Linked DNA regions of Mus musculus: region 1 is linked to region 2. The links are chromatin loops, found by intact Hi-C in ENCODE. Cell type or tissue: heart. All regions are shown on one strand. Each heading gives the region's core, and the rest is flanking DNA. Links, peaks and the distances in the headings are about the cores only.

Evidence for each region. Hi-C counts contacts between places; a loop is a spot of excess contacts. Peaks named below come from ENCODE experiments on the same cell type or tissue, not always from the same donor. Only the 100,000 strongest peaks of a DNase experiment are listed, where the experiment ranks them.
Region 1: it touches region 2 in a loop (9-fold over the local background); 8 of 42 quality-filtered maps call a loop at or near these places.

The regions. Positions count from the first base shown.
Region 1 is chr5:35,043,088-35,057,924 of GRCm38, forward strand. Hgfac (hepatocyte growth factor activator) reads left to right here. Exons shown (of 14, transcript NM_019447.3): 5 at 473-595; 6 at 737-868; 7 at 1,061-1,171; 8 at 1,270-1,444; 9 at 1,677-1,762; 10 at 2,164-2,419; 11 at 3,402-3,541; 12 at 3,797-3,937; 13 at 4,029-4,177; 14 at 5,070-5,374. The coding sequence ends at 5,252. It overlaps Dok7 (docking protein 7), which reads left to right and starts at 13,679. Exons shown (of 10, transcript NM_001348478.1): 1 at 13,679-13,901; 2 at 14,005-14,050. The coding sequence starts at 13,848. In heart, for the core only: CTCF peaks have their summits at 6,098 (motif pointing right) and 7,644 (motif pointing right); no DNase peak of the experiment used is centred there; H3K27me3 peaks cover 263 bases.
Region 2 is chr5:35,126,218-35,141,054 of GRCm38, forward strand. No RefSeq gene overlaps it. Among named protein-coding and RNA genes, the nearest start is that of Gm31601, 28 kb to the right of the region's middle. In heart, for the core only: a CTCF peak has its summit at 5,738 (motif pointing left); a DNase peak (open chromatin) is centred at 5,744; H3K27ac peaks cover 622 bases.

The DNA of each region.
Region 1 (14,837 bases), core at 2,892-10,891, 83 kb before region 2:
ATCTTCTTGAGTTCAGAGATATCTAGGGGCAAAATTGCTGCCAGCCCAGAGGGCAGCAGAGGGTGCTTCTCCCAGACAGGACCTAGCCTTCCTAGACCCTGGATGGCTTTGCTGATCATTGGTGATACCAGGGCTCCCTCTTGTGGTGAGATCTATCCATGTAGCCATACATAGTCCCTTGAACAGGCCCTGAGTCCAAAAGAGCAAGCCATGAAACCTGTGGGTGTGCCATGAGAGGGATCCCCGTTGCCTGGCAGAGCATGTATAGAGAGATGTGTAGAGCAGAGTGCAGAACCATGGGATACCTTCTCCAGTCCTGGTGAGGGGGGGTCACTGGGAGGTGGGAACTTGCTCACTCAACAACCCAGAGAAGATAGATAGCGTTCACAGAGAGCCTTGGCAGGCAAGAGGGTATGGAGGGGCTCCAAAGACTCTTGTCATAGCCATCATATCCCCTCCTGTGTGTACCCAGCTATCCTTGACCCTTGTGCCTCTGGGCCCTGCCTCAATGGGGGCACATGTTCCAGTACACATGACCATGGGTCCTACCACTGCTCTTGCCCGCTGGCCTTCACAGGCAAGGACTGTGGCACAGGTGAGAGGACCTCGGGGACCCAGGAGTGGGGCCATTCTAGGAGGCTGGGAGAGCAGCTGCTGAGTCCAGCCTGGGGTGGGTAGTGCCTACCTGGGGGAGGGGACCTGCACGGGCACTGTGGGAACACTGTGTGACTCACAGAGAAATGCTTTGATGAAACACGCTATGAGTATTTTGAGGTGGGCGACCACTGGGCCCGTGTGAGCGAGGGACATGTGGAGCAATGTGGCTGTATGGAGGGCCAGGCCCGGTGTGAAGACACCCACCACACAGGTATGTCATGGCCAACTTCAGGGAGGTCAGGTTCCATGGTGCATGGGGGTAGTGAGCCAAGTCCTTTAGGCAGATGCTCCATCCTCACGTAAAGATAAGGTTACCCAACAACAGTGGCACGGGAAAAGATCTCAGCTCTGTCCCCTCCGTGAGTTCCTGGAGACCAGGTTTGGCTTCCGGACTCTCCCCTAGCTTGTCTGAGCAGCCCATGTCTGAACGGAGGCACCTGCCACCTGATTGTGGGCACAGGGACCAGCGTCTGCACCTGCCCGTTGGGCTATGCTGGGCGGTTCTGTAACATTGGTGAGTCACTTTCTTTCCAGTTTTATGGGACAGCCCTGGGAAATGGTCTCAGGGGTCCTTGCTGTGGCCTGGCCTCATGGCAACCACTGTGCCTGCAGTTCCCACAGAGCACTGCTTCCTGGGAAATGGTACAGAGTACCGAGGCGTGGCCAGCACCGCTGCCTCGGGCCTGAGCTGCCTGGCCTGGAATTCTGACCTGCTCTACCAGGAGCTGCACGTGGACTCAGTGGCTGCTGCTGTCCTGCTTGGCCTGGGCCCTCACGCTTACTGCCGGTCAGCACCTAATGGCTGCTATACATACTCTTTCTGCATAAGCAAAGGATTGGACAGAGGGTCTTCCCAGACTCTGCAGGGGACAACAGTGCCTAGATGGCTGTTAGCCTCTGCCTCTTGGGATGGTGGGTTCATGTGTGCCCACCGTGGTCTGCAGAGAGAGCACATAGCTCTGGGTGTTAGGATGGTCCTCTAGGGAGAGTGATGGTGTGACTCCCTTGTCTGCTTCCAGGAACCCAGACAAGGATGAGAGGCCTTGGTGCTATGTGGTGAAGGACAACGCACTGTCGTGGGAGTATTGCCGCCTGACAGCCTGTGGTGCGGGCACCCTGATAGGTTGGGGGCAGAGGGGTGGTGCTCCCTGAGGACTCTCAGACAGGTCAGTGGAGGGGACTCAGTGGTGCCCTGCTAGGGTGGTCAGCTCTGAGGGCTGGACCCCAAGGCTCTCATGCTGGGAATATCCAGCCATTTGGGATGTGAAGTGGGTCTCATTGAGAGACAGGGCTTACTCTGTAGCAGGTGATCTGGCCTTGCCAAGGCCTGCAGTCTGCATTATACCTGTCCTCATCTGTAGAGTAGGGAACAAAGGCTCCCAGGTCCTCAGGCTGCTCAGAGCCTCAGGCCTGAGGAAGTAGGCTATGGGTCCAGGTAGGACCCCTCTGGCTCTTCCCTGTCTCCAGGGGAATCCAGGGGTATGAACCGATGACCTCCACTCCCAGAATCCCTGGCCAGAGTCCACTCCCAAACCCCGGAGATCCTAGCAGCCCTGCCCGAGTCAGCCCCGGCTGTGCGTCCTACCTGTGGCAAGAGGCACAAGAAGAGGACGTTCTTGAGACCACGCATCATCGGGGGCTCATCATCTTTGCCTGGCTCACACCCCTGGCTGGCTGCCATCTACATTGGGAATAGCTTCTGTGCCGGGAGCCTTGTCCATACCTGCTGGGTAGTGTCTGCAGCCCACTGCTTCGCCAACAGGTGAACACACCTCCTCAGGGGCCACCCACATGTCATATCCCTACCCTCATTCTATCCCATGGGCCCCTACCTGCGACTCACACTCCTCTCCGGCATCAGCATACTTCCATCCAGACGGAAGTATGTTGACCATTTTTTCTGTTCCCCTAACACACCTTTTGGTCCCACTGTGGCCTAACGTGTGTGCTGGGCACTGAGGTAGGCATGGAGCATCGGAGCAGGGCATTTTCTGCAGCTAGCCTTATATCCCTGTGCGGGGATGTGGGGGAACACTCTCCTGTCACCTGCAGAGACCCTGCCTCTCCCAGAGCTGAGCAGTGGGATGGAGTTAAGGTGCCCGAGTTGAAGACATGCCCCATGTACCACCCTGTGTCAGTGCCTAGGTGTTTAAGGGGCACTTACCTGGGCAAGGAGTCAGGAGGCTCAGTTACAACATGTAGTAGACCCTCTAGAGTCACTGCACAGCCAGGGAAACTGAGGCCCAGCTCACTGGATGGGCTCCTAGGAGTGAGGACCTGAGGTCCACTCTGTCTCCACCTAACACGGCTGTAGCCTGAGACACCGAGACTACCTGGACTGAATAGAAAAGCCCAGCAATTCCTCCTAGCTTCATGCCCTGGGGGTAAAGCATTTGCACCTGAGGATCCTCTAGGCCAGACCAAGCCAGGCCGAGGCACAGCATATAGGCAGATCAAATCTCCATCCATGGGACTTATTCTCAGAGCAGACCTTGTCTGAAGGCTCTACTGGTTTATCAATGAAACCCATGAAGCTCGGGCTCCTGGGCCAGGGTCGCTGTGGCTCTGCCTCCCTTGTCAGTCCTGATTCTACTGTCACATGGGTTGAAAATGTCTACAGACCTTTCCCAGGGCTGGGACCCTCTTGCTTGGCCATGACCAACAAAGTACAGGGGCCAAGGTTGGGGAGACCTGATAGTGCCGTGGAGAGGGCTGGGTTTCACTCCTGCCAGCTTCCTGTGCAGCCCCCCCAGGGACAGCATCACAGTGGTACTGGGTCAGCACTTCTTCAACCGCACCACGGATGTGACACAGACATTTGGCATTGAGAAGTATGTGCCCTACACCCTGTACTCGGTGTTCAACCCCAACAACCATGACCTTGGTGAGCTCAGGGCCTCTGCAAGGTGGGGGGTGAGGTTGTGTGCCCCAAGCTAGAGCCCAGTCAAGGGTAGGAGCTGGGCAGACACAAGGGGAAGAAGTAAGAGGAGTTAGAGAAATCTTGTTGCCCTTCCTCTGGTCTCTCAGACCACCAGCCACCTACCTCCCCTCTACCCATTTCATGGGACTGCCTGCTATGGATTTCTGTCTGGGGTGGGCTTCACTGCACAGGCTGACCCCTGTTCTCTCTCCCTCCCAGTCTTGATCCGGCTAAAGAAGAAGGGAGAGCGCTGTGCTGTCCGCTCCCAGTTTGTTCAACCCATCTGCCTGCCTGAGGCAGGCAGCTCCTTCCCTACTGGACACAAGTGTCAGATTGCAGGCTGGGGCCACATGGATGAAAGTGAGTGGAAGGCAGTCCCTGCCAGTGGGCGTCGAGGCGGGAGGAAGACAGGCAACAAACCTGCCTGCCCTGAAAGTGCAGTCCTCCACAGATGTGAGCAGCTACTCCAACTCCCTGCTGGAGGCACTGGTCCCTCTTGTTGCTGACCACAAGTGTAGCAGCCCAGAGGTATATGGTGCTGACATCAGCCCTAACATGCTCTGTGCCGGCTACTTCGACTGCAAGTCCGATGCCTGCCAGGTAGGCTGCTGCCAGGCCCCCACCAAGATGACACAGATGGGGTATTACTGGAATTTTCTGACTCCTAGGGAGTCTGGGGCTAACGGGGAACCTAAGGCAGAGGGTCCACGCACTGTGGAGCACTTGGCACTTCCTGGAAGGCATCCTTACAGTAGGAAGAGAGCTGTCTAAACAGATGGGAAAGTGAGTCCAGTTAAAGCCCCACTGTCCAGGCAACAGTTAGGGCCGTCCACATGACATCGGACCTCAAAAGCTACAATGCTCTGTCCAGATTTCTCTTGAATCCTCAGCAATCAATCAATCAATAGTGAATGTTTGTCAAGGGTTTCATAGGCCAGGCCATGGTCATGGTTACGTGTCAACCTGCTTCACCATGGAGGGGCTGTTTTATGCCCTTTAAACAGGCAAAGAAACCGAGTCTTAGAGAGGTTGGATCCCTTTTCTGAAGTGATACAGGGTCAAGTGGACGGAACTTGATGCTGGGACAATGAGGGCTTCCCAGGAAAGAGGACAGTAGCACTGGTTCTAGGAGATGTAAGAAAAGCATGCCAGGCACGAGGAGGCATTTCATACGGTGGCCTAGCACGCAGGGACTGCCCACTCATTCCTCACAGAGTAGGACCAGAGCTGTGGGTGGTAGAGGTGAGAAAGCTTTCCCAAACGTTTGGAAATAGGACACATTCCTGACTGATTGGGGTCAGGAAGAGAGGCCACACTTCTCAGAAAAACCTGTCATCTGCCCCTAGGCAGTCAGCCTTGAAAATCCTGTGAGCACCAGAGACTCTTGCTCACTTATTACTTCAGGATCTTTACAGGGTTGGAAGCCTAGGTGATCCTGAGTCAGGACTCTGGCTGCTGGTGCACAGACAGCTGAGCCTAGTCTCTGTTCCAGGGGGACTCAGGTGGGCCCTTGGTCTGTGAGAAGAATGGTGTGGCTTACCTGTATGGCATCATCAGCTGGGGTGATGGCTGTGGGCGCCTCAACAAGCCAGGAGTCTACACCCGTGTGGCCAATTATGTGGACTGGATCAACGACCGTATTCGACCGCCCAAGCGACCCGTGGCTACGTCCTGAACCCCGGTCCCCAAGGAAGGGATGCTCATAGTACCCCTTCTACTACCAACAATAAAACTGTCTCCAAGGACCTGGCTTCACAGAGGCACTGCCCTGAGCCAGGCAGCTCTTTGTGTCCAAGCTATGTATGACCTGGGCCTTCAGGATAGATGGTGTGGCTTCAGGAGTGGTGCCTGAAGCCAATGTAGCTCCTGGGTGTGGTTAGGAGCCTCCCAGTTCACAAAAGTGGCCCCACAGGGCCAGGTGGGATGTCAAAATCAGACTCCTCTAGGCTCAACCCAGATATGTGTCCAGGGTCCAGGCACTCCAGGCTACTGGGGTGAGACATTGAAGCCAAGTCCAGTTCCACAGGTCATGAACAAGGACCTGCATCAAACAGCTAAAGAAGATAGCTTCAAGATGGCAGCCTTCCAAAAGTTCCCATCAGCTATGACAGTTCTGAAGGAGACCTGAGGAGCAGGGCCCATATCTGGGGTGTAGTAACTTGAGTACTGCAGATCCTAAGCACTTAGGAGCCTGGCTTGCCTCTGTCCAGACAGGATATGAAGCTAGCTTATTCTGGAAAGGATAAAATGGTGTGGTGGGGGAGCCAGGGACAGACTCATTGAGCCTTCGGGCTGTAGGAGGAGCTGGCTATGTCCCAAGGGTCTCCAAAGTCTCTGGCATGAGAATTCATCTCCAGTTGAGGAAGTGCATAGAGGTGCTGTAAAGCAAGTTGGCAGCTAAGGGAGAGAGGTTAGGATAGGGCAGAGGCCAGCCATCCCTGTGGGTACCCAAAGCTAGCACACTCGGACTGGGAGACAGAGACCAAGGGAAGCCCACGGTTCCTGACCACGTGGCTTGAGTGGGACCAGCAGATGGCACCCTGTTCAGTGTCTTTTTCCCCACGTCTGTCCTCCTCGGTTGACCTGAGGTGCTCCTTGCTCTGCCCTCTGCAGCTTCATCCACTGTGTTCTGTTCCTCACACGGCAGCAGGATCTTGCCATGTCCCAACTAGAGTCTCTTTATCTCTGAGTGAGACCTTTGCCCCAGCCCACCCATAAGTCATAACGTGCTCAGCCCACTACCCATCCATGAACTCTGCTTCTACCACCTGAAGTACCAGGAGGTTCTCTGTGGATGACTCTCACCGCCTCATCCTACTCTTATGACATCCTGTGAGACTGAGGGTCCAGCTGAGTCTGCTCCCAGTGCATTCTTCCTGGTCAGAAGGAACCTGGCTCTGCCAGGTCCACAACTCTCAGTCCTGGAGAGTTTACAACTGCAGCCAGAAATCTGGGTGGTGTAGTCCAGACAAGACTGGTGTGTTCTACCCAGGCAGCAGGAATCAGGTGGCCAGCTGCTTGCTGACGTTGATCTACTGGTCCAGTTTGTTCCATGGAAGTGTGGGGATAGCAAGTCCCCAGTTGTATGAACCCCAAAATAGGAACCTTTAAGTCAACTAAGAGCCAGTGGAACTGGTAGGCTGATTTGAGTTTTTCTGGGTGACAATTAGAATGCCGTAACCCAGAGTGACTGGAGTCAGCACAGAAAAAGAAAGTTAGCGTACAGGTATGCACAGATGGGTGAGTCTGTTTGGACTCAGGGAGAAAATGAGGCCGTAAATCAAGGAGAGTGGCTCCAAGTATATGAACACACTCCCTTCCATAACCACCTGGGACTACTGAGCCATCCCTGATCCCCTCACACTTGACCACAAGTTGGTTGGTCCTACCAGGGTACCAGCCCACTGAGATGTGGCAGCCACACATGGCTTCTCTTGCTTTACTGCTTTGGATTTATTTGTGTCTATGTGTGTGTAACCCACCCATCACTTTTCCTGTGTCCTTTAAATGACTGTTCTATAGACTCAGATAATAAGCTCCAGAGGATTCCTTTTTTTCTTCAAAATTCTCCGAGATGCTAGACATGATTGGGACGCTCTGCTCTCAGGAAGCTGGTAGGATCTATCGATAATCTTACTTGGCCTGGACTTTTCTTTAGAGCAGTGTCTCCTGAATCATGGTTTTAAATAGTTCTAGTCGTGGATGTCATTTCTTCTGAAGCCCGTGTCCTCCAAAATTTAGACTTTAGATTGACTGTCTTATTTTCTTGTAGCCATGACAGTCAACTTAAAGTCAAGAGGGGAAGGTTTAGATGTGCCTGGTAGAATCAAGCCAAGGAGAGATGGAAGGATGGTTCATTCCTACACAGGCCTTCATGGCAGGAAGGTGTGGTAGTGGGAGCTGAGGCAGCTGGTTGCCCTGTGTCCACAATCAGGAAGCAGATAGTATGATGGTACTCAGCCCGTTTTCGTCTTTTAGGTACTTATTTTGTTATCTTTTTTTTAAAAATGTGTACGTCTTTTCTCACATATACGTGTTTGCACCATGTACATACCTGGTGCCTGCCCAGAGAGGCCAGTAGATGGCATTGGAGCCCCTGGAATTGAGTTAAGGATGGTTGCTGGCCACCATGTGGATGCTGGAGTTTAATCTGGATCTGCTGGGAGAGCAGCCTGCACTCTTAACTGCCGAGCCATCTTTCTCATCAGTCTAGAGCCTCAGCCCACAGACTGGTCTGCCCATGCTCTGGGTGGTTGAATTGGTCAGGGTTCTCTAGGGTAACAGAACTTACAGAATGAATCTCATCTATAGGAAGGGGATTTGTTAGAATGATTTAGAGGCTGTGGTCCAAATAATCCAACAATGGGCAGCTGTGAATGGAAAGTCCAAGAATCCAGTAGTTGCTCAGTCCACAAGGCTGGATGTCTCAGCCGGTCTTCAGTAGACACTGGAATCTGGAAGATGTGGGCTCTAATGCTAGTGAAGGAATGGACATGCCAGCAAGGTGAGGGCAAGCAGGCAAAGAGCAAGCTACCATCTTCCATGCCTAGGCATCCAGCAAAAGGTATGGCCCGGATTAAAGGTGGCTCTTCCTGCCTCAAGGTCCAGATCAAAGGTGTGTGTCTTCTCCCTACCTCAAGACCCAGACTAGAAGTGGATCCAAGCAGAAATCCCTCACAGATGTGCCCTCCATTTGTTGATTCCAGATGTGGTCAAGTTAACAACCAAGAATAGTCATCACAGTGGTCTTCCTTCCTAAGTTAAATTTCTCTGGAAATGGACTCACAGACACGGCCAGAAGTACAGCTTCTTGGTGATTCCAAATCCAGGTAACGGTGAGGATGAACCCTGCATCAACTAAGAGCTGAGGAGATCTCGCTTGTATTATCACAGAGTTGTACGTGGCTGTTTCAGTTCATTTTCTGTTACTATAACGGAGCATTGAGACAAGCTTCCCTCATTGCTTTCCATTGCTGTGATAAAACACTGGCCAAAGTCAACTTGGGAGAGAAAGAATTTACTTCATTTTCCAAGTTGCTGTCCATTATTAAGATAGCCCAGTGTAGGATGTCAGGGCAGGAGACTGTAGCGGAAACCATGGAGGGAGTCTGCTTTCTGGCTTGCCTCCCTTGCTTGCTCGGCTGAGCTTTCTCATGCAGCTCAGGCCCATCTTCCTAGGGTTGACACCGCCCACTGTGGGCTGGGCCCTCCTATATCAATTAGGAAATAGGAAAATGCCTCACAGACATGGCCACGAGCCAGTGGATCTGGGAAATTCTTCAGTTGCCGTTCCTTGAGGTTTCCTCTCCCCAAGCTGACTCTAGGTGTGTGTCAAGTTAACACTAGCTAATTAATTCTAAAGAACAAAGGCTGGAAGTTCGAGACTGGTGTGGGCATCTGCTGAGGCCTTGTGCAGAATTGTAACATGGAACCGGACAACACGTGGTGAGACAGAGCAAGCCACTGACTCAGGTCTCTTTCTCCTCTTCTTGTAGGCCACTAATACCATTAGAGGACCCTATTCTTGGGACCTCATTTAGCCCCAATTACCTTCTACCTCTAGATACCAGAAACATGAGAATTTGAGGATTAGGTTCTAATGCATGGGCTTTGAGGGATCCATTTGGCTATGGCAATGGGATTCTTTTACTGCTGAATTTCAGCTGTTACACTGAATCTGAAGTTATTCTCTGTCATCATTTGGAATCTATACCACTGGCTCCTGCTTTCCATTTCTACCATTGAGAAATCTGCTATAACCGTTATTATTTTGTAGAATATCAGCTAACCTAATAGTTTCTGTGCTGCCTGATCTTGGTACGAAGCTGAAGGCATGGTATGCAGGTGAGGTCATTCCATCCTGTTTCTGTGTGCTAGGTTCATGTTCCCCTAGGGTTCCCATGGTGATTCAGGGATTCAGGTTTCATCTCTCCAGGAATCCCAGAGATTCATAGGTCTTGATGCTCACCCACTCCCATGCTGGTTATTTCAGAAAGTCTTTTCTGGAACACAAGTGCACTTAGAGCTCAGAGACATGAAACAACGCCGTTTATCTAGTTCATGCTTTTTAGGGATGGGCTAGACTCTGCAGGGTGGTTTTTCTGTGTTGAACTGGACTCTCCATAGTGTAGGCTTTGGGGTTATCAGTGGGTTGTAGGCTTTTATACCTCAGGAATGGGTGGCTCTTGACTGGAGCTCGGGGAGGAAGGACCATATGAATCTCATCACCTAGCAAACTCACCTGGGCGTGTTCCCATGACAGAGGCAATGCTACAAAAAGAAAAGTGGGGGTGAGCTTTCCTTGGCCTTTTTCTTTAATCAAAGTAAGCCAGGTTTAGAAGGTGAAGACGTTCATCTCTTGGTGTGAGGGTATGCATGACCACATTTTAAGGGGGGCAGGTGTAGGGAAGGAATTTTTTGCAGGTATCTTAGGTCATTTTGTGTTGCTATAACTGAACACCTGAGACTGGATAATTTATGAAGAAGTTCATTTGGCTCGTAGCCCTGGGGATTGGAGTTTCAAGAGCGTGGCTCTGGCTTCTGCTGGGTGTCTGCTGAGGCCTTGTGCTGTAGTATAATGTGGTGTAGGATGTTACAGCTTGAGATAGAGCTCTTCCCCTTCTTGCAAAGCCATTAATTCCATCAAGGGGTCCCACTCCTGTGATGACACTAACCCCTACACCCAAGCCTCACCTCCAAATACTATTAACTTAGGAATTTGAATGTTACGTCTCCAAAGGGTGATCATAGGGGGCGCATTCAAACCCCAGCACAGCCACTTTCTTCCTCTGTTGCCTGTGGCATTGGTTGCTGTTTTTGTCACTCCAGGGCAGTCATTAGCCATCTGAACTAATTAGCCTATAGAGAGAGGTTCTCGGGTTCATGGCTTCAGGGCTTTTAACCGTGATTGTCCTCATTTGCCTCAAGCCTGCAGCAGACCTATGCAGCAGACCTTTGCAGCAGACCTATGCAGCAAAGCAATGCTCTCAGTTGAAGGCTAAGGCACAAAAGAGACAGAGGAAGAACCCGGTTTTCCCTGTCACACCCTGAAGACCCTTCTCAGGCCCCACCCTCTTAAAGGTCCCACTATTTCCAATAGCAATAGGAGCTGGGACCAAGCTTTGGCATGTGGGGTTTGGGAGCCACTCCAGGTCTAAAAGATAGCAGTTGCCTGGACAGAACAGCCCAGAAAAGACTAGGCAATGAAACAGGCAGCCCTTCTGTTACTGCCATGTTTGGTTTCTTTGCAGCACACGAAATAAACCTATTTCCTTAAAATAAAAATTATTATTTGGCAATTTAAGAGGCTGGAGGTTCATCCTCAAGGGGCCGTCAAATTCAGCCCCCAGGTCCTCCCCGTATGAAGACAGCTGCCTTTTTGATGGACCCTTCTATGCCTTTTTCTGTGTGCAGAAGAGAGAGCACTCTTCGGGATCTCTTTGTCATTTTATAAGGACACCTGTCCTAACAGATTAGGGCCCTTGTGTATGACCTCATTTACCGTAAATACTCTCTTAGAGGCTCCACGTCTTCATGGTCACATGGGGGTGAGAACATCAGCGAATGCCCGGGGAGCTGGGGGTGGGGGTATCTAGTCCATAATACCCTTCCTCTCATCATGTGACTAGTGACAAATGTTTGCATGATAGTTTAGTTTGTGTAATGGCTGGACTCAGAAGTGGTAGTCAGCTCTACCCACTCGGCACTTCCTGGAGTCCTCTGTACAGTTTCCCTCAGTGGAAGGGATAATGGGGTTGTGAGTCTTGGTGCCTGCCACAGCCCGCTGGAGTGTGTCTGTCCGGCATTCCCAGTTACCTAGAGATGCCAAGGCAGGCAGACAGGCCCCCTAGTTCCACTCTCCCCTGTGTATGTAAAGGGATCATTTGAGAGCCTCTTGCATATACAATCATCCCTGACAGAGGTGACAAAGCCAGGCAACAGCAGGAAATGGAGGCCACGTGATGGTGTGCATGCTCTTGTCTGGTAGGTGGCAAGTACAGCATCTCACAGAGGTCTGTGACTGCAGAGCCACCGATGGGACAACATCCTGAGATCATGGGTGCGGTGGCGGTGGTCTGACTGGCCACAGTGTGTAGCAACAGTACTGTGGTGGTGAGCTCAGACAGTGGTACAGCTGTGACCACAACTGGAAGCTCCCTGTGGTGTCCAGTGTCCAGTGGTGCCAGGCAGAGGGGTGTTGGGGCTAAGTGTCATCCTGCCTCACATGTGACTGGGCCTTCCTGCCATCTCACTCCTTCCAGCTGTCACCTTGATTCTTCAAGAGGCTTAACATCCTTCTGGTCAGCTGCTTTGGTGGTCAGAGAGAGTTTCATCATGTAGAGCCCCAGCAACTCTGGTTGTAACATCTGGGGAAACTGAGGCACAAAGAGGGCCAAGGTCATAAGAATTCTTTCTACAAGGCCAGACCGAGTCCTCCATTGGCCGATTTTTGGCAGACTTGGACCACAGGGCTGTCCTCTAGGTCATGTGGAGTGGGAGAATAAAAGCTGTCTATCCCCATGGCGCCCGCATTTCCGGGGCCAGTGCGGGAGCAGGTGCAGCTGCCAGGCGTGGCTAGAGTTTGGGCCAAGGCCAGCGCTTGGAATGCAGCAGGACGTGGCCCCTCCCTGAAGGGAAGAGCAAGTGCCAGCCGCCTGGGCTGGAGGATATGCTCATGGCCACAACCCCCAAATGACTCCACACCGGCTGTCCTGAGTCGGTTCCCCAGGGGCCTTCAGTGTGTGGGTAGTATGAATGGGGCTCTGTGGCCAGCAACAGTTTAGTGGAAGGCACTGGTGTGCCACATAGGTTATACAGGATAGAGGAACATATAGAGTGCCTTCCTAGACCTGGTGCCCTCTCCCCATCAAGATAACCAGGAAAACATTAAAAGCAGCCCTGTGACCCACTGAAGGTTTGCCCTCCAGATTCTCTAGAGGGGCTGTGGCAAGGACTCTCGGGTTGAGTACTGCTCTGGGGTCAGTACTTGTGGGTCCATCCTGGCCATGAGTCCTGACACCACTCTGACCCTCAGTTTCTCTATAAGGGGTAGACAGGAAGCAGTCTAAAGAGTCTGGGCAGGATATAGTGAAGACGCACGCACTGCGCGAACAGTTTGACACGTAGCCCTTTTCTACCCGGGTCAGAGCTCCTTGGGGTCGGGGATCAGGATGGGCAAATTCATCAAGCTTCATTGTGTGTCTGAGTTTATTTTGCTAGATGCAGTTAGTTGGCAATTGTGGGTGTTCTCTGTTCCCTGGGGTGCTAAGTCATGTATCTGGGGAGTCTATGACATAGGTCTAACAAATGCTTAAGTTCCACAGTAAGCTGGGGTGGTGGTATAAAACTTAGCACCGGCCTTAAGCAACCTTAACCTGGGCAACAGGCTGGGGTAGAGAAATTCAGAGGCTCTGAGGGCATTTGGCTGGACAGGGGGATACTAGGTGAGGCTGTTCCCAGGCAGCATGGATCCCTAGGCTCTTCATGCTGTAAGGCTGGTGCAAGCTGGCCTTCAGAAGTAGGAGAGACCAGCCAGGGAGACCTGGGGCAATGAGGTGACATAGTGGGCTCTGGTCCTGGCAGCCACTGAGGTCTGCTCTGCCAGATACTCAAGTTGAATGGGAGGGACAGTGACCTGAAGAGTACATATGCCCACTTTCTCATCTGCCTGGAGGGCGGCCACCTCTGGCGATGGGGAAGGCCTAGGGACTGGATAATGTATTGGACCTGGGCTGTTGGTCTGTTGTCAGGGGTGCCTCGTGGCCCCATGAGATGGAGGAAGGGCAGGTGCAAAGGATGAAGCCATTGAAGCCAAACCAAAACTGGGACTGGGCAGGCACAAGGCCACAAAGCCTTCTGTGGGGTTGTCTTGGGACAGTTTTCTTCCCTTTGGGAAACTGCCCCTGTCCCAGTTTCTCCTCCCAGGCTGAGTTTCGTTCTCCAGAGGCTGCTTCAGATGGTCTTAAGCAGTGGTCCTGAGACCTGGCAGGAGCAGCGTGGGCTGGCAGCCAGCAGAGTGCAGAGGCTGTCCAAGGCCACTGCCACCTACTGGCTTGCACTTTACTAGGGTCTTAAAGACTGAGGCCCGGGGTGCCCCGCCCAGTCTCCCCCACATCCAGGTCCCCGTGTCGCTGCGCCCCGCCCGCCGCGCCGGGCCCGCCCTCCTGGCGCAGCCCAAGGCCCTCCCGGAGCTATTTTGAAAGTGACCCTGGGCTCAGGCGCCCAGGACGCGTGGAGAGGGCGCAGCGGGCGGCGGGAACCATGACAGAAGATGACCGAGGCAGCGCTGGTGGAGGGCCAGGTCAAGCTGCGGGACGGCAAGAAGGTTGGGGCGCCGCGGGGGCGCGGGGCGGGGGCGCGCTTGGGTGGGGGCGGGGGCGCGGAGCGGGCGCGCGCGGGCGGCTTCTCACGCTGTCCTGTCTCCGCAGTGGAAGAGTAGGTGGCTGGTGCTGCGCAAGCCATCGCCGGTGGCAGGTGAGCGGCGGGGCCGCGGGCGGGACGGCGGGTGGCGGGTCTCAGCGAGCCATCCGGACCCTGCCGGCCCTACAACCGGTGGCTGAGGTGCCAGCTCTCCCGAAATAGCCGCGGGGGAGCCGCTGAAACCCAGCCCCACGGCGGTAACCGGAGAGTCGAAGCCGCTCGGGCGCCCGGACCCTGGGACCTGGCCACCCGCAACACAGACCTAACCGGTCCCCGAGTGTGGTGTTGTGGGGGTCCCAGTTCCTGTGTGGGCCAACACCTTTCCTGGACCAGCAGAAGCCCAGAGGGGCTGCAGCCTACCCATGGAGGAGCAGGCAGAATGTGCCTCGGTGATATAGGTGTCCTGGTGAAAATGTATCAGGAATTCCTAAGCCGCATCCCAAGCAGTGCCACCTCCTCCCAATCCCATACCCTCAGGTAGAGAAAAGATGGTCTGCCAGGTAGGAAGAGTCCTGTTTCTGTGTCCCAGGACCTTTACTTTGTTTGGGGGAGACACACTTCTGAGAAAAGAAAGTGGTACCAGGGTCTGCTCCCCTCAGTATGAGGAGAGCCAGGAAGGAGCCAGGGCAGCTCTGCAGCTCCAGCCTGGGACTGCAGCTGTTTCGGGAGACAGGTGCCTTGGAGTTGGCCCAGGATCCAGGGGTCTGTAGGGGAAGTTGGGTGGGGGCGCGTGTGTGGCTGCCTCACACATGTGCAGGCAGCCAGAGTGACTTCCAGGATGCTGGTGCCTGTCAGCTCCCTGGAGGGGTGGCACAATTCACTAGCTGCTTTTGTGAACAGT
Region 2 (14,837 bases), core at 2,308-10,307:
AGAATCTTGAAGAGCACAGGAACCCTCCAGTGAGGGCCCAGAGGAGTCCATTTAGTGTCCTCCGCAGAGGCCAGACAGGTGTCAAGTGCTCCTGTGTGATGAGCTAACATAGACATAATGGCTCTTACAAGTGCTAGCTCCCAAATGTCTAACTTTAATCCCTTGTGGACCAGAGCCCTCTAGAACTGGCCCCATAGAAGCTATCAATGGAGGAAAAGAGGTGTTGACTGTGAACCTAACAAACATGTGTTCTTTGATGTATCTGGATCAAAATATCCACACACATACTAGTGCATTCTACATATATGCACATGCCATGTACTCTAGCACACACTCATAAATGAGCACACACAGGCACTTACTCTTGTATAAAATACACACACATACACACACACACACACACACGCAGACACACATTGTGTGTACACACTTGTAGCTGGAAGGGACATTTGAAACATTTGAATGCCTCTCTTATATGATGTTCTTGCTCCTGTGTTGCACTGACTTAACAGCTTCGTGTGTGGCTGCAAATCTGAATAGCCACCTTGCGATCCACAAGTCCAGGATCCTCCACAGAGACCAAAGTCCATAGACCTAAGCCCTCTCTAAAGATGGTGTCTGTGATGCCTATTTCTAGTTGTCAACTTGACCATATCTGGAATGAAGTACAATCCAGAAATGGATCAAGATCATGAGGCTGGAAGACACAGGCATTTGGTCCAGATCTTGAGGTGGGATGATACAAGCTTTTGATCCAGATCTTGAGGCAGAGTGGCCATGAAAAACTTACACCCAGGCAAGGTGGTATGTTCCTTGAGTACCAGGAGACAAAGGCAAGCAGATCTCTGAGTTGAAGGCCAGCCTAAGACAGAGCAAGCTTCAAGTAAAGAACAGTTTAGGTCCAGGCATGGTGGTACACACCTTTAATCTGGGCTACACCTTCTGCTAGAGGCCTACACAGGGATATTGAAAGAAGAAGTCTTCTTTGCCTGCTTGCACTTACCAACACATCTGTTGGAACCTACTTCTTCAGAATTCCAGCTTATACAGAAGGCTAATTGAAGCACCCAACCTCATGGGACTAAGCAACTACTAGATTCTTGGACTTCCATTCATAGCTGCCCATTGTTGTGTTAGTTGGCCTGCAGACTGTAAGTCACTCCAATAATTTCCCTTAATATATAGAGACATTCCCAAAGTTTTGTGACTCTAGAGAACTCTGACTAATACAGCGTCATGTTTGCATAAACTTGCATCCAGCTCCCATAGACTCTAAGCCATCTCAACGGGGGACCTGATGTGACACTGGCACTGAGTAAACAGTGATGCTACTATTTAGTGACAAGTGGGGACATCATGTTTGACATGAGAGTACATCTTATTTCTATAAAGTTTTTATGTTGGGGTACACTGCGTGGAATTGTGTCTTTGTCCTTCCTTACCTACCTGAGGCATTCTCTGATGGCTTTAATAAAAATCTAATGGCTAATTAGCTAGGCAGGAAGTTGAAGGTGGAACTTCCTGGGAGGGAGAAAGGAACTCTGGGAGGAGGAAGAGGAAGAAGAAGAAGGAGGAGGAGGAGGAGGAGAGGGAGAGGGAGAGGGAGAGGGAGAGGGAGAGGGAGAGGGAGAGGGAGAGGGAGAGGGAGAGGGAGAGGGAGAGGGAGAGGGAGAGGGAGAGGGAGAGGGAGAGGGAGAGGGAGAGGGAGAGGGAGAGGGAGAGGGAGAGGGAGAGGGAGAGGGAGGAAGGAAGAAAGAAGAAGGAAGAAGGAAGAAGGAAGAAGGAAGAAGGAAGAAGGAGAAGGAAGAAGGAGAAGGAGAAGAAGAAGAAGAAGAAGAAGAAGAAGAAGAAGAAGAAGAAGAAGAAGAAGAAGAAGAAAGAAGAAGAAAGAAGAAAAGAAAAAGGAAGGCACGTCTTTTTGTCAGGAGACATGGGAGGAGACATGTGATCACAGCTAGCCATTAGCTGGAAGGGATAGGTGGTCAGGTAAATTTAGATGAGCTAGTTAAGAATCTGTCCAGCTTTGAAATATATTAATATTTGATATAATATTAAATTTGAAATATTAAAAGGTCTGTGCGTGGTTATATGGGAAAAAGCTGGTTAAGGAATATTGCCACTGTATTAATATCAAGCATTAATTAATATATGCAGAATATTACTAATGTTTAATTTACATTTTAATCTTAGCTGACTGAATCCACAGATCCAGAACCTGTGTCGGGGAATATGGTGGTTTGAATAGATATGGCCCCCAAGGACTTGTGTTTTAATGCTTGGCCCATAGGGAGTGGCATTATTAGGAGCTGTGGCCTTGTTGGAGAAAGTATGTCACTGTAGGGGCTTGCTTTGAGGTCTCCTATGCTTAAGCTCTGCCCAGTGTGGCACACAGTCGGCTTCTGCTGCCTGTAGATCAAGATACACTCTTAGCTCCATCAGCACTGTGTCAGCCTGCACACTGCCATGCTTCCAGTCATGATAATGGAAAGCCAACTAAGACATGGAGAGCCACTTGTATTAGGTGTATACTAAAGCGGGTGGAAAGATGCTCACAGCGCCATTCTCTCTCTGCTACATATGGGTCAATACTTAGACTTTTGAAGCTCTAGAGGCCTTCAGCTCTGGTGCTGACCCTGGGGGCTATTCCTCCAGCTTGAACCTGCTGTGGATTTGTGCTGTACTCTGGAGCCTCTCCCTGCTTTCTGGGATTTGCCCTCTCTGTCCTGACCGGGACCTGAGGGAATAGCTGACACCCTAAGCCTGGGAGGCCTAGGGACAGAATCCCTGCCATGAGGACTCAGGGAGGCTTGGGGCATGCAGAGAAGCACGACATGTTTTCTATGGGGTGGTAGTGCTGTAGTGGGGAAGCTCCCTCATGTCAAGTGTCCCTAATCCTCTCACTCCACCCGATAAAGGTCTAGGACGAAGCAGTCTGGGTTGGTAACTGAGTGATGGTGTGTGTGTGATCCTTACCCTAGTAAGACAGGCAGCAGCCCAGCTTTGCCTGTGGAAAGACCCCGAGCCCACGTGCGTTTCTCTTGGCTGCGGTTGCATCCCGCCTCTTCTGAATGTGCAGCGTGCCAACATGGCTGAGTGGGGCGCCCTTCCCTCCCCACCTGCTGTTCCCGCTGCCTTCCTCTTCAGTGCTTCCACCGAAAGAGCTGGGGAAATGAAAAATCACTATACCATCTGTCCTCAGTTGGGAAGACATGGCGAACGTCAAGTGGCAGCATGTTTATGTCATAGCGTGGGACTCTACTGCCGAGTAACCTGGCAACTGCGCTCTCTCAGCGCTCAGCGAGGGGATGTGTGTGGCAGCAGAGGGTGGGGTGGCCATTTTGTCCTGGAGGGGAAGCCAGAAAGAGGAAAGATGAGGAAGAGAGGTAAAAATAGAAGATGAGGAGAGAAGGTATGGAGGGGAGAAAGAAGGGGAGGTGTGGAGGCAAGACAAAGAAGGGAAGGATCGAGGCAAGGCATAGAGTGGCTTCTCTGTCCTACAGTCATGGGAGGGAGCTGTGGAGGGAAACGTTTGGGAGGGAGACAAAGAGGAGAACTGGGGCTCAGAGGTGCCATGTCTGTCCCTCCTAGTGGTTCACGTTGTCACTCAGCCCAGCCCGCTGTGGGCAGCTCGGGAGGGAGAAGCAGAGTCTGTGCTAGTTGGCTTTAACTTGGTCAGATGCTCCAGAGGCTTCGTAGCCTAGAACGTTGGCTGCTCTTGATGGTGTAGATCAAGTGGGGCAGCTTGTCTGACTCACTGATTGTCATAGTCAGCTGGTGGCTCAGCTAGAGGTAGTTGCTCTCCATAACTCCTTGTCTCTGGGCCCTGCGTCAGCTGGCAAGAAGAGGGCCACTAGGCTGGAGGGCTACAGGGACCAGCCTTAGTACCTCCACACAGAGGGAGCCATCCCAGGCTTGGCAGGAGCAAAGGAGAGCCAGCCCTGGGCATTGGTGCTTCCCACGCCTTCTGGTACTGCAGCTGCCATTATCCTTAGCTGAAGCGATCACAAGCCGAGCCTCCATCCAGGGTGGAAGAGAAGACTCGGCTTCTTCACTCTCCTTGGTGGTGGGGTTGGGACCCAGACTTCACACATGCTACACCCAGGCTTTTCTGAAACAAGCCCTCAACAAGGACCTCAGGCCTGGAGCACGTGATCCTCCTGCCTCACACTCCCGGCATGACCAGTGTGCATCACACTCAGCCAAGGTGCAGCTGTCACTGAGTGAGGGGGCTTTCTGGCCTCTTTGCTACTCTATCTGCACGCCAGGTTGGTCCCAGGCTCCAGGCTGAGCAGTGCTCTAATTGGATTCTAACTCTCTCCCAGAGGCCGTGTGTCAAAGTCGTAGCCCCCAGAGTAGTGCTGTGAGGGGGATCTGCAGGAAGTTAGTTCACTGGGTGTCCCATGGAGAGGGTACTGGGACCCAGACCCCTTTCCTGGTTTTGACGGGTTATCTTGGAGCAGCCTCTGAGTCATTCTGTCCCCAGGGTCTACTAGACTGTGAGGGATCTGATCTAATCAGTGAAATAATTCCTTTATGGGTTTATGCTATGTGTTATTGGGAGGTGGTGGGAGGGAGGAGGTGGGACTTGCCTGGAGGACAGAAGACTGTGGTGGATATAATTTCTCCAGCCTTTGCACACTCCTGTGGCCATGACACTGCCACGCCACAGACTCAGAAACACGGAGCCGCGTAACTGTGACTGTGGGTTGAACCCTCTGAAACCGTGAGCAGAGCAAATGTCCCTTCCTTAAGCTGTTCCTGTCAGTGCATGTGGAGGTCAGAGGACAGCCTATGCTTTCCACCTTGTTTGAGACGGGGTCTCTGAGCTCAGGACCTCTCCTGTTTGCCTCTCAACTCCTTGCAGGAATTCTGGGATTCCTTGTATACACACTTGTGCTACTGGGCCCAGTTTTATGTAGATTCTGGGTATTCAAACTCAGGGCCTCATGGTTGTGTGGCAAGTGTGTTACTCACTGTACCACCTTCTTTATAAAGATAGGAAGCTGACCAACACAGGGCCCATTTTGGAGGGAAGATAGTCTATCCCTAGGGACTCACCTTGTGGACCTCCACCTGCAGAAAGCATATGTGGCTAAGGGCCACAAAAGCTAATCATGGCAGGGCCATCAAAGTGGCCTTTCCCTGGGGTGCTCAGGCTCCATCTGCTGGTGACTTGACTCCAGATACCCAGCAGCCTTGCTGAGCCTTCCTTGGACCTAAGACGTTCCCCACCCTAGAAGGCAGAGGTGACAGGCACTGTCAGAGCTTGCTGGATAGGCTGCCTGCACCTGAGAGCTGAGGACCCCAGATGCTGGGAGGAAGGCCTCTTAGAGAGCAGTGGTAGGGGATGCTGAGCAGGCATAGAGATGGCTCTGGCTAAGGATATCAAGAGGAGCTGGCACCACTGTTTCTGTGGGGACAATAAGCCTTGCTTTCTTACAGGACAAACCAAAGGCCTGACAAGGTGGTCCGAGACCCCCTCCAGGACTGAAGCCTGCCCCTGGTGAGAGGAAATGTGGTTGGATTCAGCCATGAGAGTTGCAGGGCTGGTCTGGGCAACGACCCCTTCCTTCTTTTTTCCTTGTTCATTCACTCACTACTTAGAGCCCTCCCTCAGCCCCATCACTTCCTCCCTCTTTTCCCTGCCTGGCTTCAGCCTCTGCTGGCCTAGGCAAGCTTGGCTAGACACAATCCTGGCAGCGGCGGGTGGGTTCCGACTTCTGTCTCAGTGCTGCCCTCTTCTGGCAGAGGCCTGTGGTGTCCCGTTTGAGACCGGCTCTCTTTTTCCTCAGCAGGCCCATCTGAAGGCTATCTGCTTGGCAGACAGTGAGGTAGGCCTTTCAGGGTTACAGTCTCTTATCTGGATGCTGAAAGCAGGGTCCAGGAGGGAGGCTCAGATCTGACTCACTCTCATTTCCATGACAGATGCCTGATTTAGACCGGGATAGCTGAGAAGGTGTCAAAGTGAGCAATTGGGCTAGCTGGGATCATGTCCCTGCTTTCTGATCCTTTAAACAAAACCACAGCATGGTCATTTTCTGGAGAAATCTCTGGGTGAGACTGAGGGGGTTGGGAGCATATGTCCCATTGGGCAGCCTCCCTAGTGTCACCATAGATTCTCCTGTGCCCCTGTCACCTTTGGACACCTTCAGATTTCTGTTTGACCTCAGTCCGGGAGACAGCTGTGACTGCACTTCCTTCTGGTGGCTTCATTCTGGCCATGCAGATGGCACTGTTGCCTTCCATGTTGTCCCCACTGCAGTGAGCCTGCACCAGGTGCCACTGTTTGGCCTGGTCACAATATATCACTGAGCAAAGTCATCGCAGGGTCCTGGAGGCAGGAACAGAAGCAGGAGCCATGGAGAGGTGTGGCTTACTGACTGGATACTTGTAGCTTGCCCAGCCTGCTTCTTTATAGCACCAAGGACCACTGTCCCAGGGTAGTACCACTCGTTATGATCTGGGCCCTCACATCAATCACCAATCAAGAAAATGTACCAACCATCTAGAGACTGCCGCACCCGGGGATCCATCCCATAAGCAGCCTCCAAACGCAGACACTATCGCATACGCCAGCAAGATTTTGCTGAAAGGACCCTGATATAGCTGTCTCTTGTGAGGCTATGCCGGGGCCTAGCAAACACAGAGTGGAGGCTTACAGTCAGCTATTGGATGGAACACAGGGCCCCCAATGGAGAAGCTAGAAAAAGTACCCAAGGAGCTAAAGGGATCTGCAACCCTATAGGTGGAACAACAATATGAACTAACCAGTACCCTGGAGCTCGTGTCTCTAGCTGCATATGTATCAGAAGATGGCCTAGTCGACCATCAGTGGAAAGAGAAGCCCATTGGTCGTGCAAACTTTATATGCCTCAGTACAGGGGAACGCCAGGGCCAAGAAATGGGAGTGAGTGGGTAGGGGGGTGGGAGGGGAGGGTATGGAGGACTTTCGGGATAGCATTTGAAATGTAAATGAAGAACATACCTAAAAAAAATTGGAAAAAAAAAAGAAATGTCATTAGCAATAACCTAAAATCGAGGACAGACAACATTCATTGTAACTCCTGAGAAAGGTGAATGAGTTCAGGAAAAATAGAAAATGTACCAAAGTCCTGACCACAGGGCAATCTGATCCGGGCATCTTCTCAGTTGAGGCTCCCTCTTCCCAAGTGACTCTAGCGCACAGGACAATTCACATTCAACTTGCCTCACATCCGAGAGGGACATCCTTCTGTCCCCTTACTAAGGTGTGCTCATGAGAATAGATGGTGAGAGAAGCTGGGTTAGAGGACATGGTTCTGAGGGGAGGCCCCTCCCCACACCAGCCCTTCCCTCACTGGCCTGGGAGTGGTAGATGTGAGCCCTTGTGGAGGAGACCTTATTTGCTGTGTGTTGGGATGGAACAGGCATCAGATCTCAACATGGGGCTGGATAGGCTCCAGCTTCCTGACTCCAAACCTTCCGTCAGGAAAAACAGATGAGTGCGGACACCTGTGGCCTATGAGGACCCTTAGGGCAGATGAAGAAGCTGGCAAGGAGCCTCAGGCTGTCTCTCGCTCACTGCTAGGCAGCTACTGTTAGCACACCCTGGGCTGCCATGTGAGCCCGACCATTAGACCCTAGGCAGGCACCTCTCATGCCATCCTTGACTTTGCAAACACTGCTCCCTCTTCCTACGATGCCCATCCTGCTGGCTCATCTCTTGAGTGGCTCCCCACGTTCTCAAGAATTACCTAACATGCCATCTCCTGCTGTATGACCTCCCCAAATACCCCAGCTAATGCCATCTCCTCCCTTGACAAGATGGTGGATGGCCAATTCTCTACTTCCAATTAGAAAATCAAAGCTTTCTAGAGAACTGTGAGAAAGTTAGGTTCACAGACACAGACGTATTGCAGAGCTGTGTTCTGGCCCTTGATTGGTGGTCACGTGGCCTTTTATATGTCCAGGATGGAATGGCCATCAATAGTCTAGCAGAGCAGTGGCCTGGCCCCACAGGACAGCCTGTTCTCTGGCCTGGCTATTATTCTTATGTAGCTCCCTTTTTCTCTGTCCCCTGGGTCCACAAGTCCCCTGAGGCAGGACCCAGTCCCTGCTAGGCTGACTTCAGGAACCTACATCAGTCTATTTGTGGCAAAAGGTTAGCTGGCTCTTGGGAAATGTTAGGGAGAAATCAGAGCTGGCTTGAGACAAGGCCCAGTGACGTGCTGGCATTTTACAAGTCTCCTTCCTTAATCAGTCAGGGACAAAAACAGGAGATGAAGGGTTCCCATGGCAACCAGCAGTAGGACCCAGGCTTTCTCAGTCTGAGCCTGTCCCAAGAGGACAGTGCTGGCCAGAGGCTGGTGACCTTGGCATCAAGTGGTAGGAGCCAAGTGTCTCAGAGTGTGACTCCAGACACCTAAGCTCAGGCTGGAGAACGGAAACTGGCCCAGTTCACTGGACTGAATGAGCAGGCGCCCTGGGGCAGCAAATGGAGAAACTGAGTCTAGAGGGAGAAAAGTCAGAAAGCAAACTTTGTGGTACCCAGGGCTCCTGAGAGAGTCCTTTGAGGAGGCTAGTTTCCTAAACTATAAACTTTTATTATTATTTTTGCCCATCACCCAGCCACCAAGCTGTCCATCCATCTATCTACTTCTCTACCCAATCACCTGCCACCCACTCATTCATCACTCATCTATCCACCAATCTACCAAACTACCTTCCTACCAGTGCACCTCCCACCCATCTACCTATCCATTCATTTCTCCTCCCACTCATCAACCTCGTTATCCAGCCATTTTTTGAACAATCAATTGATCAATCAATCCATCCCCCTCCTGCAAAACCAATACACCTGTCTATCCATCCATCCATCCATCCATCCATCCATCCATCCATCCATCTACCTCTCTGTATACCATTTGCCTCTCTACTTTCCACCTACCCCTCCCCTCATTCACCTGAGCACCACACATCAGCAGTATAGCCTTAGATGATTTTATCCACAGATTCCAACTCAGCTGGAGATGTGCAGTGTCTGGGCTTGCCAAGAAGATCATTACAGTTGTGGAGAACTTTGCTTAATTATGAAGGCCAGTTGGACATCTGGGAAAAGCTTGCAGTGGGTGTGAAAGGAGCAGGACCGTGTTCCACATGGGGTGGGCGGAAGGCACCAGACCCAGTTCTATGGTCTGAAGCCCCTGTAATGCAACCTAAGATGGGCCATGCCAACATATGTGTGGCGGGTAGGAATGCTACCAGCCCCCAGCTGGTGACACCAGAATTTTGCAACTGTAGAGAACCTGCAAGATGCTTCTTCCACTCTTAGTTGTTTTCGGTGAATAGGTGTGACTCCACCTACATTTGGAACAAAATCTGAAAGGTTGCACTTCTCAGGCTTGAGAGGTCGCTCAGTTGGTAAAGAGGACTGGAGTTTAGTTTCCAACACTCATGTTAGATGTCACTCTGTACCTCTAGCTTCAGGGGGATCTGTTGCCTCCAGCCTCTGTAGGCACCCGCACTTATGTGTGCAAACACACACGCACACACATACATAACCAAAAGAACACTAAAATTAATCTTGAAAAATGAAAAGGTTTCACTTCCATGGCGTTGATTGCTTAGCGTGAACCTGGGCGTTGTGGTTATCGTAAACTACTACGATGCTTACAACTCCTTTATAAAGTTCTTTCCTTTGCCGGGGTCAAGTGCACATTGTCACACATGCTCAGCCTGTGCTCTGCCTCTGAGCACAGAGACAGAGCTGTTAAAGCAGTGCCCCAGGCTTTAACAGTTTGGACCGTCTGTGGCTGACTTGCACATTCTCAAGGACTACTGAGCTTCAGTGCCTGCTTCTGCTTACTTTCCACTTGAATTTTTTTTTGCTATGACTCTCGTGTCCCTGTATTGTGCCCATTAAACCCTTTGCGTTCCTTTCCAGGGAGTGGCAAGGAGTAGTGCTTGTGCCTTAGCACTTCCTGACCAGACTAGGGGTGACATGAGGGGACCGTGGGCTCTGAGCTGAGAACCTTTGTGGTGCATGAATGCTGGCAGGCTGAACCATGTCAAAAGGGCCCAGAAATGACTCGAGTGAAGTATATTGTCTTCCCAGTGCAGGTGAGAGTCCCTGGTGTACACACGCTCCAGGTGTGGTCATATTACCAACTGCCACTCCCTGGAACATCTGACCTCTCAGGTGTTATTCCTGGTGCACTTGAATCAGGAATTTGAATCGTGAATGTGTGACCCCTTTTCTTACCTTTGACTTTGGTGACTGTTGTTTTAGGAGTTAGGCTTGTCTAGGGTCAGTAACGAGTGATTTAATGCAGGTGTCATGGTTTCCAAATTCACTTGCTTTGAAGCTTTAGTCACAGCTAAGAAAACTGTCTCAAACATACCACCTGGGAGGAGTCTACCTACCAGTGTGCATGTCCCTGACAGCTGCAGGGGACCACACCCACTCTTCTTAAAAACAAACAGCTCTATTTTACTTATTTTTATTAGTGTGTGTACTGTGTATGTGTGCACATGCATGTGTATATATGTTTGGGAGCACCTGTGTGTGATGTGTGTGGTGGGGGCATGGCATGACACATGTGTGGAGGTTAAAGGACAAATTTGTGGAGTTGGGTTGCCTTACCATCTGCTTTGTTTGTTTAGTTGTTTGTTTGTTTTGAGACAGGGTCTCTCACTGTGTATACCAGACTGGCCTGGGAACGCACAGTACAGTGGTCATCCCACCTCTGCCTTCTGAGCGCTGGGATTAAAGGCCTGTGCCATCCTACCTGGCTTGCCTTCCACTTTTGCACGGGTTCTGGGGGTGGAATTCAGATAGGCTAGCCCTGCAAGCACCTTTACCCATTGAAGCCACCTTACGATAACTTTAAAAATTATCTATTAGTGCACTCGAATGTGTGTGTGTGTGTGTGTGTGTGTGTGTGTGTGTGTGTATGTCTATGCTCGCATCTCTCTGTGTGTGTACATTGCTGGAGCTTTGCCACATCTGTACAGAGACATGTGCATATATACACATATATGCATACTTATGACTACACTTGCACATACACATGCCTCTATCTATTTCTTTACACATGCTCATGACACTAACAAAAATGCACATACACGTGCCTATGTCTCCTTGTATACACATACTCCTGATACTTACCTACCTATGTGTTAATACACACAAGTGCAGACACATCCATATACACAGCATAATCACACTTAATCAGCATGTTTACAGATGTACACATACATGCAACACATAGTGTGTATAAACACATGTACAGATCCATACCCATGTGCACATGGATGCACATGCCCTTACACGTGCATTGTTGTTGTCGTAGAGTATTCCATACACCCCTCCCCACCGCAGCAACGTGGAAGCATTCTTGGGGTTGGATGTCTTTGCCAGCACTTGATATTATCCTAGTTTGGGGGTTCTGCCAGCCAGTGGGCGTAAAGAGGCGTCTTGTTGTGGCTTTAATTTGCATTTCCCCAGTTCTGCATGTGGCCAGGCATCTGGGCTTCCTCCCTCGCCAGGAGTCCATCTGCTCGCGTGCCGTCAGTGCTTGCTGGTGGATGCTGGCGGTGGCAGTGGTGGTGGCGGTGGTGTGCCTGCCTGCAGCTGCCCTTTCAACTCTTCATTTGCAGGGTCCATGCTCCTGAATCTTAGGAAGTGATTTCAGAGTAGCAAGTTATTTTAGAGTAGCTGTGTGTGTGTGTGTGTGTGTGTGTGTGTGTGTGTGTGTGTGTCACATGTAACACAGTCTCCTGCTCTGTGCCTGCCAGTGAGGGTTGGCAGGCACATCCTACAGACTCAGAGGGCCTCATGTCATCATTTTGTGACTCTGTCAACTTCTGCCACAGATTAATAAGCGACTTGATGCTGGTTTTAGGTGACACATGCTCAGAGCTCCCAAGGTGCCCTTGGGCTCCACTTTTTTGTGTGGGGTTCAGCTTTATCAGGCCCTTGTGTTCCCTGGCTGTTTGCCAGGACCTGCCGGGGTGACTGGGACTTCATTCATGCTCAGACTGAAGTGACTGGGCTGGCTCAGAATACACAGTGTCCTTGAGTCTCTGGTCAGAGGCACGGAATGTTCCAGGTGGGGTGGAGTCAGCCTCTCCTAAGCCACACAGATCTCTTCATGGAAGTCAGAGCAGATGGAAGAGGAGCGGATGCTAGGTTCCATCAATAAGTACCCATCACGGGCTCGCAGCCTGCCGGGCAGGCGCTGTGGCGGCATGACTGGCTGCTCAGCAGTCCTCTTGCTTGCTTTTGGGCGTATGCCTATGTGCCAGATGGCTGAGCCTCCTGGAAATTTGTTCTATGGAAAATCGGGATTTTTCTTAATTATGAAAATTGTCATGCTGGTGGAACACGGTGGAGAAACATAGCAGCACCAATCTTCTCCTCGCCCCAGGTTCCGCTAGTGATAGGAAGCAGCCTTGCCCTCCCTGGAGTCTTGCAGAGCACGCCACCGTACATTTCAGGCACCGTAGCACTTGGTAACATAAGCCTTCAGTTCTCCTCTGTTAAAAGCAAGATCGTGCCCCACAGAACCCAGACCCATTTCCATACCCAAGCAGGCTAACAGGGAATTCTTTGAGCTCATATGATAGCCTTCCAGATTACGAGTGCCTGAAATTCATGCCCCCATGTGGTCAAGAGTTACACACTAGCCACTGGTGTACCTTTTTAGTGTCTTTTAGCTAAGAATAGCCCCATTTCTTCCAGACTGAAAGCTCCAGATTAAAATCTGTCCCTTTTCCTCTGTGATGCTTACTTACAATGTCTTTATTAGTATATATTGATTATTCACAACAATGGCCTTCATTATGATATTATCACGCATCTATGGATACATTTTGATGCCCGCCCCTCTTATCCCTTTTCCCAAGTAGACTGCCTTCTACTTTCATGTCAGTTCCCACCCCCACCCCAGTGAGTTTAATCAGTTACTTTTCAGGAACATGGCACTTTGCCAGTAGCTACTCTTCTATATAAAATGTCTCTCTTTCTCCCAGCAACCAATATTGGCCAACAGACCCTCATGGAGAATCCTGGGATCAACAGGGCCCATCTTGCACAGGTTTCATGCAGACAATCAAAAGGGTATCATGTCTCTCCTTGGGTAGCAATGGGGCCTCCTTGCTGCTGTCCTTGTCCCCATGCATACAGTGTGACCTCTGCTGTAAACATAGAGCCTGAAATTGAAACAAACCATGGATTGGTTTTACGGCATGATTCTGTCTTCTCCAGTACTTTCAGTTCCTAGTGTTTCCACTCAGCATCTCCTCTGTCTGGAGGACAGAAGCGTTTCCCATGGAGTGGGTCTTCAGATGATGACCACCCCCAGCTTTTGTTGGTTTATCTTTTGTGTTTGCTTGCATAGTTGGTGACAAGAGATCTGTAAAGTCTTGTATTGGCTTCTCTGTCGATAGCCTGGTCTTTCCCACCGTCTGCCTCAAGGATTTTCTGCTTGTGGTTTTCAGTGGTTTGAAAACACGTGCAGGCAAGCCACCATTTTCTTGGTATTTTATCCTTGTTGGGGCTCTCTGGTTTCTTGGCTCTGTGATCTGGTGTCTGTCACCAGCTTGGCAAACGTTAGTCATGACTCTTTAGGATAGTTCTTCAGCTCCCTTCTCTATTTCTTCTCCTTCTGGGACACCACAGAGGCATGGTGGCACTAGTAAATAGAGACACAGCTGGAATCCATGTGCAGAAGCCCTGAAAGGAGAGGTGAATGGGCTGGGGATTCTGATATGTGCACAGAGACCCCCAAAGGAGGGAGGAGGTCTCTCCACGTGTTGTGGGAGCAGGGGACAGTCTGGAGGCTGCCCAGTGCTGAGAGACACTTGCACCCTGGCCAGTTAGCCCCTCGGACTCAGCAGAAAGGCCAGGCATGAGGAAAAGGTCACTGGGTCCCAGAGAGAGAAACAATATCAGCTCATCCATTAAGAAGCTGCAAAACAAGCCTCCAACAGGGCCATGCTGACAGGAGGGCAAACAGCCACCAGCAGGACTCGCTGCAGCTCCACACTTGCTGCTGGCCTGAGCATCTGCATCCTACCCCAGGACCCACTTGGAGGTGGGAGAAGTGAGTTCTGAAGGTTCCCCTCACTTCTGCATGCTGCCCCCAGCAGGTGTCCCTCCATCTCATCTTCCTTCTGTCCACCTTCTTGTCAGCTCAAGGGCAGGCGTGGAGGATGGCACCTGCATTTCTCCTCTTGTCACAATCCCTCCTTTTCTTGGACATGTTCTTACCTGGCGGGCAGCTGAGCCTCAGCTGCATCTTATCACTCAGAGCAAACAACATAACCGACTCCATGGCTGACCTAATAACCTCTACATACATGATATTCTCTGCTTCATCAGCAAGTTTGGAGCTCCTCCGTGCTCACATGGTGAACCCTGCTCACCAAGGAGGTGTGATACCCAACACTGACAAAGAGGAAGATGGCCTCCATGGAGTTCTCCCGACAGACACTCTGCAGGGATACTAATATTGCCACCGCAGCAAGGAGTCATGCCATTCCACTCCGCATGGGAGGACATGTGGGGACTGATTCTCTGATGCTCCAGCTTCCTAAGGTTTAACTTCTGTTACACATCTCAGCACTCAATGACTTTTCCCAGAGCCCCTTGGTTCCACCTTGTCACTGTTTGTGTGCCAAGGGCTGCATGACTGGGTAGGTGTGGATGCCATCTCTTCATCCCAGATAGAGAATCAATAACAGAACAAAGAAGCCATCCAGCTCTGGTCTAGCTTAACAAACAAACCAATGAATTTAATTGGAATTAGTTATAGGAACTTGGGTGGGGATTTACTTTTGGGACATGGGCAATGAGT